Regions from separate parts of the Homo sapiens genome. Here region 1 is linked to region 2. The links are chromatin contacts, found by Hi-C or POLR2A ChIA-PET in ENCODE. All regions are on one chromosome and are shown on one strand. The core of a region is the stretch at or near the end of the contact, and the rest is flanking DNA. Distances in the headings are between cores, read along the strand shown. Region 1 holds the start of FAM78B-AS1 (FAM78B antisense RNA 1). Region 2 overlaps UCK2 (uridine-cytidine kinase 2).

Evidence for each region. A loop is a pair of places that touch in the nucleus more often than their neighbours do. ChIA-PET counts read pairs that join two places held with the same protein, here RNA polymerase II (POLR2A). Pooled maps may share reads with other maps.
Region 1: a pooled map shows a loop between it and region 2 (6-fold over the local background). The contact joins the promoter of FAM78B-AS1 here to the enhancer-like site in region 2. A Hi-C loop is called at or near these places in 1 of 37 single-sample maps with no recorded cell type and 4 of 50 pooled maps. POLR2A ChIA-PET finds 5 or more read pairs at or near these places in 1 of 52 experiments (GM12878).

What each region holds. Positions count from the first base shown.
Region 1 is chr1:166,077,467-166,084,644 of GRCh38, reverse strand. It overlaps FAM78B-AS1 (FAM78B antisense RNA 1), which reads right to left and starts at 3,909. Exons shown (of 3, transcript NR_184318.1): 1 at 3,393-3,909; 2 at 1,914-2,040. All of the region lies in intron 1 of FAM78B (family with sequence similarity 78 member B), which reads left to right.
Region 2 is chr1:165,838,998-165,846,325 of GRCh38, reverse strand. The region is part of intron 1 of UCK2 (uridine-cytidine kinase 2); the gene reads right to left. Among named protein-coding and RNA genes, the nearest start is that of UCK2, 15 kb to the right of the region's middle. RefSeq lists a silencer at 3,271-3,457. Within about 2 kb of position 3,350, at least 2 of the 41 ENCODE cell types and tissues checked have a DNase peak (open chromatin) inside an H3K27ac peak, as active enhancers do.

The DNA of each region.
Region 1 (7,178 bases), core at 2,660-5,159, 240 kb before region 2:
CTGAATCCCTGGGAGCCTTACAGCCTTACAGTGTGGTGTCCTGTATTCTGGGAGAAGCAACTCATCCCTTGGGAATAACCACTATATTTCTCTTTTCTGAAACCATAACTCTTCCCTTGTGGCCCTGAAAATTGCACTCGCCATCAGCACAAGGACTGAGGTCTTTGGTCAGAGATTATAGGAGCTGGACATATCCTTATCCATGAGGTTGTTTATTCTACTCTCTGTTTTATAGATGAGGAAACTGAAGGTGAAAGGGCTCACTTTGGAGCCCAAAAGTCATGCCAGAAAGGGCATCTAGGCTGGTAGCTTCCAGAGCAGATATTTTTAGACTTGAGACCCTCACCAGATGAAATTATATGCAAAGAGAGAGAGAGAAAGAGAGAGAGAGAGAGAGAGAGAGAGAGTGTGTGTGTGTGTGTGTGTGTGTGTGTGTGTGGTTTCTACATCCTCTGTGTTATCCACAAAGTCTAACACAATGTTAAGAACAAAGTAGGTGCTCTTTGTGAAAAGAATACTATCTGTGGATGTGCGTCTTTCTTGGTGCATGCCATGAATGAATCATTTCTCTACTTCAGTGTCCTTATTATGTAAATAAAGTGTGGCCATCTACCCTCCTGTTACCTTGTCAAGATGGAAGGGAAATACTCAGTTCTTACTTGCGTAAAGGGAGGAAATGAGTCCTACCCTTTGAAGAAGCTCAGGTCCCAGCCAGCCAACATCCTTTTTGAATGAGCAATACCCATAATAATAGTTCTCATTTGTGAGCTGTTATGTGCCACGCAGGCATGATATAGATTAGTTTTCATAGGGTTCTCATTAAAAAAAAAAAAAAAAAAAAAAAAGCTGGGTGCGTGGCTCACGCCTGTAATCCCAGCACTTTGGGAGGCCGAGGCAGACGGATCATGAGGTCAAGAGATCGAGACCATCCTGATCAACATAGTGAAACCCGTCTCTACTAAAACTACAAAAATCAGCTGGGCGTGGTGGCACGCACGTGTAGTCCTAGCTACTCCGGAGGCTGAGGCAGGAGAAGCACTTGAACCCAAGAGGCAGAGGTTGCAGTGAGCTGAGATCGCGCCACCGCACTCCAGCCTGGGTGACCGAGCAAAACTGCATTTCAAAAAAAAGGAAAAACCTACAGCGTGGGTTTTGTTATTATCCCCATTCACATAAGAAATGAAAGCCCAAAGAGGCTTAGTGATTTGTCCAAGGCCACGTGGTAGCAGGTGGTAACATCCAGATTTGCATGCAGGTCTTGGGAGTCCCACCCCGCACTCTTCCCCTACCCCTCCTCTCTCTTTCCCTGAAATGCTTCATATTCATTCTATGTAATTCTGTGAGGTAACTCATTCCTTTTTATTACAGAATAAAGACAAATTAATTTTTTTAATGAGAATATTCACAAAATAAAGAGAAAACTCCTATAGTCCCACAACTATAGATAAGCACTTTTCACATTTTGGTGTATCCACCCAATAATGTCTTTTCTCAGGTTAACTAAGGTTTGCCTATAATAGCAGAATTCCAAAATAAGAAGGAAAAAAACACACATCCACTCCCCATCTCCTCTACCTGCCATTTGTCTGGCTTCAAGGGCTGCAAGTAGAGGATACAGTCTACTGCCATGGGCTGGATTGAATGTGTGTTGCACCCCCATGCCCCTCAATGCCACCACCCAGCCCCTACATCCTCTCCCAGCTTAGCTGGGCTCCTATTTAATGCAAGCTGTCAGAGGAAAGGCACTTAGTACCTTGCCAGGAGCCCCAGGGACACTCGTTCCAATGTGTCTGCATTCAGTCCCTTCCCATCCCTTCGGCTGTCACGTGGGACTCTCCCCTAGACTCCAGAAGAGCCTTCCCCATCTTACTCCCTCTGCAGCTCCCTTGAACTCACCTCACAGCCAGCCCTACCTGCTCTTCCAGAAACACTTGCCCCATTCATTGCGCTGCTTGAAGGAAGCACCTGTTCTGGGCTCTTCTGGAGGTACTGAAGATGCAGCAAAGCCTGTCCTCAGGACGCATGCAGTCTAGTGGAAAACTGTCATAGACACAAGCAAATCAGCACACTGAAATGCATATGCAATTGGAAGCCACTCTCAGAAGGTGGCCTGGAGCTGCAAGTTGAGGATGAAAGGGAGCCAAGGGTGGTGGCTTATGCCCATAATCCCAACACTCTGTGGGGGTTGAGGCAGGAAGATCATTTGAGCCTAGGAGTTCAAGACCAGCCTGGGAAAGGTAGTGAGACCCCATCTCTATTTTCAGAAAAAGAAAAGGAGTCCAGGTTGTAAAGAACTGAAAGAAAATGGTCCTGGGCAAAGGGAACAGCAAATCCAAAGGCCCAGCAAGTCCAGTGGGAGGAAGCTTATCTTGTTGAAAAGTGAAAAAAGTTGAAGTTGCTGAAGTCTAGAGAGCCAGAAGGGAGGGGGTGAGGATGAATGAGGCTGGAGAACTGGTGGGGCAAATAAGGAAACATGGACATCTGGGTGCAGTAGAAAACCATCATAGGATTTTTCAGAGATGAGACATGGCCTGATGTACATTTTATAAAAACCATATTCGTGGCTTGCAGGGGCAGCACAAGCTTGGAAGCAGTGTCCCAGTGAGGAGAGGACCTGCATGGTCCCGGATAGAGGAGAAATGGCTTGGAGAAGGGTGGCGGCCATGGGGTTAGACAGAAGAGACAAATTCTGGCCATATTGTAGAGGCATAGTGGAGAAACATGTTGGTCTAAGAGCAGGTGAGGATTGGGGCATGGTGAGGGACAGGCAGGTCTCTGTGCTCGCCACCTGGAATGCTGCCCACATCGATTCCCCCTCATCTTTTGGGGTCCCACTGCAGCCCCATTTCCCCTTAGGAGGCCTGCTGACCTCTACCTCCAGCCCCAGTTTCCTCTGCTTCCTCTTGGCACCCCCAGAGCCTGGCATAAGCAGGGCCTTACTCCTGTGGGAAGGCATCTGACCTGCCACCTTGGGTGGGCTGTGACCTTCGGGATGGAGAACAAATGCCACTGGGCCTGGCACAAGTCCCAGTGACTGGTAAGGAGCCAAAAGGGCTTGCTGTGTGGTCAGGGGACACGACCCTTGTAAGGGACACAGCCTGGGCCTGCACGGCGCTCTGCAGGCATTAGAGAACACTGCTTCTCTGTGTGGGGTAAGGCGCTTTGCTCCAAGAAACTCAGAATTGGAGTCGGAAGTCAACCATTTTCAGATGTGACCTAGAAAACTGGCCAACGACCCCAGACCTCAGGGCTGTCAAATTGAAACAAGTCAGCAGAGGACTCTGAGAACCCAGCTGGGGCAACTTACTTAGAGGGCACAAGGTAACCTGACCTCCACGTGGTGAAGGTTAAATACACAGTGAGAAGATGTCTCTAATGCTGGAAGAACTCACCCTAAACAGGACGCAAGAGTGGTAACAAACATGAAGCCTGTCTCTGCACTGATGACTCTTGAAAAACACTGCAAATGATCTTTTCTGCAATAGGAAAAATGCCTCCTTGTGCGCCAAAAAGAAAAGGATGTGGTCAGAAAGGAAGTGGGCGGAGGGGAAAGTGGGAGGGGGGAGTATTTACAGGCTGCTTGGAGTCTGATATAAACAGTGCGGAATGAGGAAAATCCTAATTTTAACACTTACTCTGTAATCATGGTTGCAAAGCATCTGAGAATCAGGACCTCTGCCAGAGGCAGGGCTGGAAATTGGTCTCAGGGGCCAGGTGGCTGCCCAGGTGACAGGCGCCTGGCCTGGCTCCCCTCTGACCCCAGCCTTGTGTCAGACTCCACCTCCGTGCCTCCTCTCTCTTCACTGTCCCACCATGCACTGTTATTTCCAGCTCCTCCTGTGGAGGGGTTGGGAGGAGAAAGTTGCTGCAAAGTCAGCAATGACACGGAACATGAGACTCACGTGACTGGGAGCACATTGCTCTCCTTCACGTTAGATGAAAAGCCTCAATGCTCAGGGTGTGGTGTTCTCTTTAACTAAACTTGCCACATACCCAAATAGTAGAGCCTTAGGTTCCAGCCATGAAGATGAAGAGAAAAGGCAGAAGCCTCTTTTCCCACCCTCTAAGTGCAGTAAAGTTAACGCAGCAGTCAGGATTCCTTTAAAGAGTAGGCTGAACATAGCGGTTAGACCACAGACTCTCAGGACAGTGCCTGGCATTCAGGTTAAGTGTGAGCTATGATCAAGATGATGTTATCAGAACTATTAATATACTCAGCTTTAGAACCAGAGCCTGTCTTGGAGATCCCCTGCTGTGCCTGTGTAAACACTTTAGTTGATTAATTTTTGGAGACATGGTGGTGGGTAGCTGAGGAGGAACCTGGGTGGCCAAAGAGAAGGCATTACGGGGAGGGAGAGGGGTCGTTTAGCAATTGTTCCAAAAATGTTTGAATATTTTAACAACTGGCATGGTCATAGCAGTGTGTATCAGCTAATCTCATTCATGACTTTTATTATTTTTCAGAGCTTTTGGACTCTTAATTTTGTACTAGGGAGGCATCATGAGAAAGCATGTGTTTAGAATCAGACCTTGGGTTCACAGTTTGATTCTGCCCCTCACTAGCGGAAAGATCTTGAGCAAGTTCCCTACTGCATAATGGAAAATAGAAAGATGCCCACCTCATGCAATTGATGTACAAAGTAGACGTGACACTGATTGTAAGGGTGCTTTGTGCATGTTAAGACTAAACAAGCAGCAGTGAAACCACACGTAACAAAAGGAAAACATTCCAGGTTGGAACTGTCCTGGGTTCCAGAACTGTGCATCTAGATCTCCCAGCTCTGCCCATCCCTAACAAACATTTGAGGCTTCGGAGTATGAATACAAAGGCCAGGGTGCCATATTTCTCAGTATTTATAAGTTATAGGTCAGACTAACAGAGGGCTGAATCAAGTAAGTTCTATCCTCCTACCTAGACAAGTATACCTTTGTAAAAACCTGAAGGCTATGTTTACATTGAGGATTCTTGGACTCCTCAAAGTTTTGTGCCAGAACCTAGCAGCATAGGAACAAGTGACCCTCAGCCCCTAGCTCCACCTACTTCCCCTCCCACCCCTGGCTCTGTACCACATTGAAAAAGATGTTCCATCACACATTTGCATGTGGGCACCCAACACATGGTCCCAAACTCCATGCACACCCCCAACAAACAGCCACCCTCTGGCCACCCCGTGGGCCCAAAAGTGCATACACAGTGGAGTGGACTGCCCTTGGAAAGACAGGACAGTGAAAAGGCCTGAATAGACTCTGGAGGTATGTTTAGGGACATTTGGGCTGGAAATATTGAGATCCTAGGTACCCAGAGAGTGTTCTCGAAGGAGGGGCCACCCTCTCAGCACCACAGACTTCTTACCCAGTGTGAAAGAGCATGGCCAGAAGATACCAGAGTGGGTCTCTTAAAAGGGTAAGGCCAGCCAGACACAGTGGTTCATGCCTGTAATCCCAGCAACTTGGCGGGCGGAGGCAGGAGGATCCCTGGAGGCCAGGAAGTCAAGACCAACCTGGGTAACATAGCAAGACTCCATCTCTTTTAAAATGTTTTAAAATTAGCTGGGCATGGTGGTGCATGCCTGTAGTCCCAGCTACTCCAGAGGCTGAGGCGGGAGGATCACTTGAGCCCAGGAGTTCAAGGCTGCAGTGAGCTATGATTGTGCCACTGTGCTCTAGCCTGGGTGACAGAGTGAGACCCCATCTCTAAAGAAAAAAAAAAAAAAAAACATGTAAGGCCAGGCCAGGGCTCCTCTCACCTGGGTCTAAGGGTAGTACTGCCGCAGATTTCAAAATCTGCCCTAGAAGCTCTCCAGGCTTAAAACCGTCAGTCCTCCATGTGTGGTTCCCCCTGACTCCCAACCCACACCGCATCAGGGGACATTAGTATCAGTAGAGTCCCTGCATAACTGCCCACTCCCTGCCTCCAAGAATGTTGCTGCCAGCCTCTCCCCAGACTCCCCAGTGACTGCAGGGCTTCAGGGGGAGCAAAGTGGGGTTCTTTTCAGAGAAGTTGCTCTGCCCCTCAAAGGCAGTGGGAGAATTTGTTGGGTCTGAGTGGAGTCTTGACCTTAACCCATGGACTGCTTATTTGAATGAAATGCTTAACATGATGTTTGATTGAAATTTACCTCTTTCTTCTAAAAATGGGATGCAGAAAGCATGAACGTTGCCATAATCAATGTTTTCATTATTAGGCCCATTGGCAAGTCCATTAGCTGTGAGCTTTGGGTCAATAGCTGATTGTCTAAAGCAAAAACACTGTTTATCACAGTGAGGAGAAGGGTTATAGGAGAAGGAAGGGAATTAGATAATAACTAATATTGACGGCCAGGCACGGTGGCTCACGCCTGTAATCCCAGCACTTTGGGAGGTCGAGGCAGGCGGATCACCAGGTCAGGAGATGAGACCATCCTGGCTAACATGGTGAAACCCTGTCTCTACTAAAAATACAAAAATTAGTTGGGTGTGGTGGCACATGCCTGTAGTCCCAGCTACTCGGGAGTCTGAGGCAGAAGAATTGCTTGAACCCAAGAGGCGGAGGTTGCAGTGAGCCAAGATCATACCGCTGCACTCCAGCCTGGAAACGGAGCGAGACTCCATCTCAAAAATATATATAGATATATTTTATTTTGTATATATATTTATTATATATATAATTATATATATAAATTATATATATTTATTATATATATAATTATATATATAAATTATATATATTATTATATATTTATTATATATATAATTATATATATAAATTATATATATTTATTATATATATAATTATATATATAAATTATATATATTATTATATATATAAATTATATATATTTATATATAATCTACATATAAATATATATAATTATATGTATTTATTATATATAATTCATATATAAATATATGTAATTATATGTATTTATTATAATTTATAAATATATGTAATTATATGTATTTATTATATATAATTTATATATAAATATATAATTATATGTATTTATTATAATTTATATATAAATATATAATTATATGTATTATATATAATTTATATAAATATATAATTATATGTATTTTATATATATAAATTATATATAGAGAGAGAGACATTGTGTGCTGTAGTTTACAAAGCATTTGCTCCTACATCATCACTTCATTTGATTTCTGTAATAGTTCTGAGATGTAGGGAGATCTGG
Region 2 (7,328 bases), core at 2,101-4,600:
ATTTTAAAATGTTGTGGTTTTTTAGAGACAAAGTCTCACTCTACTGCCAATGTTGGAGCACAGTGGCACAATCATAGCTCACTGTAACCTCAAACTACTGGGCTCAAGTGATCCTCCCACCTCAGTCTCTAGAGTAGCTAGCTAGGCCACAGGTGCCACACTCAGCTAATTTTTTTTACTTTCTTTTTTAATTTTCTGTAGAGACAAGATCTCACTGTGTTGCTCAGGCTGGTCTGGAACTCCTGGGCTCAAGTGATCATCCCACCTCGGCCTCCCAAAGCACTGGAATTACAAGCATGAGCCACTGCACCTGGTCAACTTTCTTTGCAGGGCATGACAGCCAGTGAGAACGCACAGAATGCTGGGCACAGTGGCTCATACCTGTAACCCCAACACTTTCGGAGGCCGAGGCAGGAGGATCACTGGAGTACAGAGTTAGATATCAGCCTGGGCAAAAAAGTGAGACTCCATCTCTAAAAAGAATTTTAAAATTAGCTGGGCATGGTGGCACACTCCTATAGTACCAGCTACTCAGGAGGCTGAGGCAGGAGGATTGTTTGGGTCCAGCAAGTTGAGGCTGCAGTGAGCAGTGATCATGCCACTGCACTCCAGTCTGGGCAACAGAGCGAGACTGTGTCTCAATCAATCAATCAATGAACAAACAAACAGAAAACAGCAGCTGCTGTCTGCAGGAGCACCCCCTTCCCCAAAATACTGCTGATGAGACTTAAATATTTCCCAAATCTCAAGGAGACTGATATTTAGCTGATGTAAAACAACTCAGATCCAGTTAATTGTTACACAGCTAAAATAATGTCACACCTCAAGGGACATGCTCTCCAAAGAGTTGCGAAGAAAAAAAGTCTGTTTCCCAAGAGAGGTAACATTCATTTTATAAGTACTACATCTGTGCATAAATATATATTTGTAATTGAAAAGGAAAAGCTTTATGAGGAAAACAAATTACAGCAACTAACCTCTGAGGAAGAGTGCGCCAAGAAGATGTAGGAAAAAAACCAAAGTGCCTTTCCTACCCTCTACCGTGCACAGAATATTTCACCTCTGGTCACCAAAACGTATGGCGATTTCTCCCCACCAGCAACCAATCAATTCATCAGCAGACACCAGCTGGATGTCCTGTAATTCAATTCTGACACGATCTACCTGGAGAGAGCGCCAGATCCCACAGGCTGAGGGCTCAGTCCCCAAGACTGCCCCATACTTCAGATGCCAATGGCAGGTCCCAGGTTGTGACCTGTGCTTCTGACAGAGGTTTTTAAATCAGGGTTCTCATGACCCCTCCTCAGGTTCGATTAATTTGCTAGCTTGGCTCACTGAGCTCAAAGAAACACTTACTTATGTTTACCCATTTATTATAAAGGGAACAATTTATTATAAAGATTATAAAGGAAACACAGGAACAGCCAGATTAAAAAGACGCAAAGGGTGAGGCATGTGGGAAGGGTGCAAAGCTTCCACACCCTCTCGAGGCAGTCACCCTCCAGGAACCCCCACCTGTTCTGCTATCTGGATGCTCATTCAAACACTGTCCTTTTGGGTTTTTATGAAAACTTCGTTACATACGCATCATTGATCACAATGCTGTCATTAGTGATCAGCTCGACCTTCAGCCCCCCTCTCCCTCTCACCTCCCCAGAGGTCAGGGGCATGGGGCTGAAAGTTCTAACACCGTAATCACGCGGTTCGTTCCCTTAGCAACCAGCCACCATCCTGGCTATCCAGGAGCCCACCACAGTTATCTTGTTAGAACAAAAGATGCTCCTATCACCTGGGAAATTCTAAGGGATTTAGGAGCTCTGTTATCACCCAGGAAATTACAAAGGTTTGAGGGTGCTCTGTGTCAGGAACATATTAGAACAAGAGGTTCTCCTAGTGCCCCTATCCACAGGGTTTTAGGAGCTCTGTGCCAGGAATGAGGGGGCAGAGACCAAACACATATTTCTTATTATATCACAGTACCACAGGTGCTGAAGGATTTTATTTTTACTTCTTACTTGGAATACCTCGTGTTCATCCACACTGAATGTCAACTACGAGGAGGGAGCCGTTCTAGGTGCAGGCACTGCAGGAGAAGGCATACGTGCCCTTTCAGGCTTGCACTGAGACTCAATAGAGCAGAGTAGGTTTTTTGGACTCTGAAGCCAAGAGTTTAAATGCCAGCCCCACCTGGCACTCTATACACAGTGGGTACTTAACTCCTTGGTGCTACAGTCTTCCCATGTTGAAATTGGGGATAATTATAGTACCTTACCTGAAAGGGCTGTGAGAGGAAATAAAGGCATTAATACAAATAAAACACTTAGAATAGCACTCAGTATATAGTTAGTGCTCGGGAAGTATTAGCTATTACCAAAAGAAATACATTGAAAAGAGATAAACAATAAACACGTGCAAAATTATTTCAAATGGTATTAGTGATATAAGAAAAAAATAAGGCAGTGGAATCAAGAGAGTTGCAGTAGGCACTCCATTAGTATTAAATCAACATTTTACAAGAACATGTGTTACTTCTGATTAAGAATAAAAAGTGGCAAAGTATGATAAAGGTTGTTCTCCTGTTTTTTAGAGACAGGGTCTCTCCATCTGTCACCCTCAAACTCCTGGCCTCCACAGATCCTCCTACCTCAGCCTCTTGAGTAGCTCCTACTACAGGTGCATGCCACTGCACCTGGCTCATTACTTATTTTTTGTAGAGATGGGGGGTTCTACTATGTTGACAGGCTGGTATCAAACTCCTGGCCTCAAGTGATCCTCCTGCCTTGACCTCCCAAAGTGCTGGGATTACAGGCATTGAGTCATCAGGCATTGAGTCATCAATCCCAGCCAAAAGTTGTCCTTTTTAGTAAGTTAAAAGCCTGTGCCATCCCTCAAAAAACCTGTGGCCTAACGACTTCTTGAAACTCAGTCCTGTCCCTAATTTTTGCCATAAATGTAGGGTTCATTTAAAGATGACTTTTCCCAAAACTATACATGTGAAATTCAGTTTTCAAATCTTAAATTCTGACATGAGAATGAGAAACAAAAAAGACCCAGATGAACTCCCAGGTAATCCAATCTCACAATCATGGTTTAAAAAAAAAAAGGACTTGAATACATTCACTCAAGTATGTTTGAGCAGCTACAATATTCTAGGCACAATGGACAGAGATAAAGACAGTGACCTGAAACTCAGTCTACTGAGAAGAGAACAGTATGGGGTGGTGTCAGAGAAAGAAAAACACAGGATGCAAACCTCAATTCAGATTGCAGTCAACTGACAGAACACTTCCTAGGGGAAGTGACAGCTCAAGAGGTCTTTGAAGGATGAGTAAAAGTGACCACACAAAAGAGGCACATCAGAAGCAGCAGCATCAACACACGTGCACTAGTGTGGAGGTGAGCTCTCAAGAGCTGGGAACTGGAAGTGCTGACAACTCAGGGTTGGGGAGGACCGATAAGGCAAAGAGGGAGTGACAGGAAGCAAGGCTGGAGGGACTAAGCCTCCTGTGGCTTAGCTGGGAGAACAGGATGACAGCAAGACTGAAGGCAAAGAAGAGCTATTGAAGAATGTACCCGACGGACAGGCAACATCGGAGTTGCATTTTTAAAAGATCACTCCAGCAGCAATGTGGAAAATGTTTTGGAGGTGGTCCAGATTGGCAGCTGGGAAATCAGTCAGTGGAGAGTTACCCAGGCAAGAAATATGGATGTGGATTGGGAGGAGAAATTATTTCAAGAGAAATTCAGAAAGCAAGATTGACTGCACCAGGAGACAGGATGGATGTGGGAGAATGTGGAAGTGCAGGAGTGACAGAGATGACTGTAAGGTTTCTGTCTTGTACATCTGTGTGGAGAGAAAATACAGGTAGAGCAGCAGGTCTGTGGCTAGGAACAGGAGGCAGGTATTGTTAGGGGTCTCATTCTGGATAATCATTGGTGAAGAACATGATGTGGAAATGCCCAGTGACAGCTGAATAAATGAGAAAGAAGCCCAGGAAAGGACTCAAGGCAGGAAATACCCAATCTGCGAAGCACTGACAAATGGAGAATACAGAACATGGAGGGGGAAAAAACAGGGAATCAAGAAGGGGATTCTGAGGCATGACACAGCCATAGGCAGAAAAGGGCCCAGAGATGACTGAGAAGAATGGTGAGAGTGAAGAAAGCCAACCAGCCAAGAGCAGTGAAACCAAGAAAAGTTTCCCAGAGGACAAGGGCACTGTCAAGTGTTACAGAAAAGTCAAGGTAAAGAATCTACAGCTCCAACGGGATTTAGAGACTAGGTGATTACTGGTGACTTTAGCAAGAAAAGCTTTAGCATAGTCATTAACACTTTCTGACTCCTCTCCACCTGCGACAACACTTTATGACTGTAGCATTTACTTGGTATTTAGCATACTTTCAACAATCAGACTGAAGCCCTCCCTGTGCACGAGACTGGGGACACAAGAGGGATAACTGACACTGCAGGATCCTGGAATCTAGAGGTGTAAACAGCTAACCATGACACAAGAGAATGACTGCTACAGGAAACCAGTAAAGGGAGTACTACTTAATTCAGTTTGGCAGACGCTTAAAAACACCAACCATGACACTGGGCACTGGGTTAGCACAGATGAGTCAGACCTAAACATACAAGCTCCCTGAGGTCAGGGCCTTTCTCTAATGCACTGCTGTGTTCCCAGCACCTCACAAGTGTCTGACACACTATAAGTAATCAACACATATTTACTGAATGAATGGCTGAATGAACGAAGACATGGACCTTTTCTTTCAGGAGCAGGAAGGGGTGGAAGCTTCAAAAACTGCAATTTGTGACCTGGATTAAAGAAGTAGTACAGGCCAGGCGCGGTGGCTCACGCCTGTAATCCCCAGCACTTTGGGAGGCTGATTGGGGGTGGATCACCTGAGGTCAGGAGTTTGAGAACAGCCTAGCCAACATGGTGAAACCCCATCTCTACTAAAAATACAAAAATTAGCTGGGTGTGGTGGTGGGCGCCTGTAATCCCAGCTACTCGGGAGGCTTAGGCACAAGAACTGCTTGAACCTAGGAGGCGGAGGATGCAGTGAGCCGAGATCGTGCCATTGCACTCCAGCCTGGGTGACAAGAGCAAAACTCCATCTCAAAAAAAAAAAGCAGCAGCAGCAGCAGTAGGATTTTGCTAGGATCATGGAGATTTTTATATTCATTTTATATATATATATATATATATACACACACACACACATACGTGTGCACACACAAATATATATCTCCTGTACAAGGCTAAGTTACTAGAGTCACACAGATATTGGTCAAACACTACCTTGCCTCTAGCAGGTTATCAAGAAACAGTTGATAGGAGAGGTAGCAATGGGAGGGCTTTCTGTGGTGCTGGGAATAATCTATGTTCACCATATGATAATTCATTGAACCGTGCTTTTAGAATTTATACATTTTGCTAGGTGTTCTATTAGTAATTAAAAGGTTTTTTTAAAAAGATGCTAATAAACTGTTTTTTCTCCCCCTAACTACCTACTACAAAACAAGAGACCTTAACTCCTTTAGGAAAAAGGCACAACTTAACTACAGGAAAGGATCGCTAAGGCCTACAGAAAGCTGGTAAGACAAGAATAAGAAACTTCAAAGGTCGACCCAGGAAGAGGGTGCCCAATATCTGACTAGCTATGGGTCTTATCAGCAAAGAAGTAATAACTCACATTAGTCAGTGGGACTTAAACTATAAAGGCTCCTTATCACTATCAATGCCTCCATTCCTGGACCCTGTCAGGCACAGATGCCAGGGAGCAGTGCTGGCTAGAACTGGACGGCAAGACTGACCAAAGATACACTGGAGGGACAAGTTCAAGGGATCGATTGCACCACATGCTGACTATGGTCAATGGCAATGTATTGTATACTTGAAAATTGCCAAGAGAGTAGATTTCAATTGTTCTCACCACAAAAAAATGACTAAGTGAGGTAACAGATATGCTAATTAGCCTGATTTAACCATTCCACAATGTATACATACATTAAAACATTAATGGGCACACCATAAATATATTTTCATTTGTCAATTAAAATCAATGAATAACTATTTAAAAACATTTTTAAAGGCTGACCAGGCCGGGCACAGTGGCTCACGCCTGTACTCCCAGCACTTTGGGAGGCCAATGCCGGGGGATAACTTGAGGTCGGGAATTCAAGACCAGCCTGGCCAACATGGTGAAACCCCGCCTCTACTAAAAATACAACAAGTAGCCGGGCATGGTGGCACACGCCTGTAGTCCCAGCTACTTGGGAGGCTGAGGCAGGAGAATTGCTTGAACCCGGCAGAGGCTGCAGTGGGCCGAGATCGCGCCACACTCCAGCCTGGGCAGCACAGCAGGACTCTGTCTGGGGCGGGGGCCGGGGTGGGGGAAGGCTGGCCAACCAGCCTGTTCTGACAGCACATCTGCACAGAACATGAATCACGGTACCGGCAAGTGACCGGCCCACTGCAGAAGCATTGCTATGTATATACCTCTGCATACATTTTATCGTTTAACCCTAACACCTCTCCAAACCAGACATCATCTCCTTTTCACAGATGTAGGAATAGGTTCAGAAGAAACAGATTAAAAGTGGCCAAATAGGGATGTTAACACAAGCCTGGCTGACTCCAAAACCCACGCACGTTCTCCACTCCATCAAGCTTCCTGGGCTTACCTCAACAAGGAAGCATCTTCTGAACAAACCAGGGATTCTCTATCTTAACTTGAAGTGGACACATTATAAAGCTTCAATTCTATCACACCAAAAAAACACCTTAAACTCCACCAAGACCCAGCAAGAAGAGCCTCATGGCAGGCTAGGACTGAGTTCTTCCCAGAAGACAGGTCTAAAACACAAGCTTTTCCACCTTAACAATGGATGTCTCCTGACCCCTTCCTCCAGAAATCAAATGGCCAATCTGATGCCCACTTCAGCTTCTGTCATCCCTCTGTAGTCAGACAAGGAGGGCTCGCTCAGCTTGCATTTCCTTCCTGAAGAGTATTCACTACCTCTCTTGTTCAAACACTATGTATCACTCAATATTCTATTCCTTCTGCTCTCAAATGTTTACTTTCTCTACAAAAGGAGGTAGAGAAAAATGTAGCCATTGACTAATAAAAAAAGCATATCTTACCTCAATCAAAAAAAAAGCATTGAGTTAAACAAAATAGGTGACAGTTCTTTAAGAGCTTGACAATACGAATTTAAAGTTAAAAGTTTAAGTTAAAGTCACTCTCTGATTTTTTCTTTCTTTTTTTTTTGAGACGAAGTCTTGCTCTGTCATCCAGGCTGGAGTGCAGTGGCACGATCT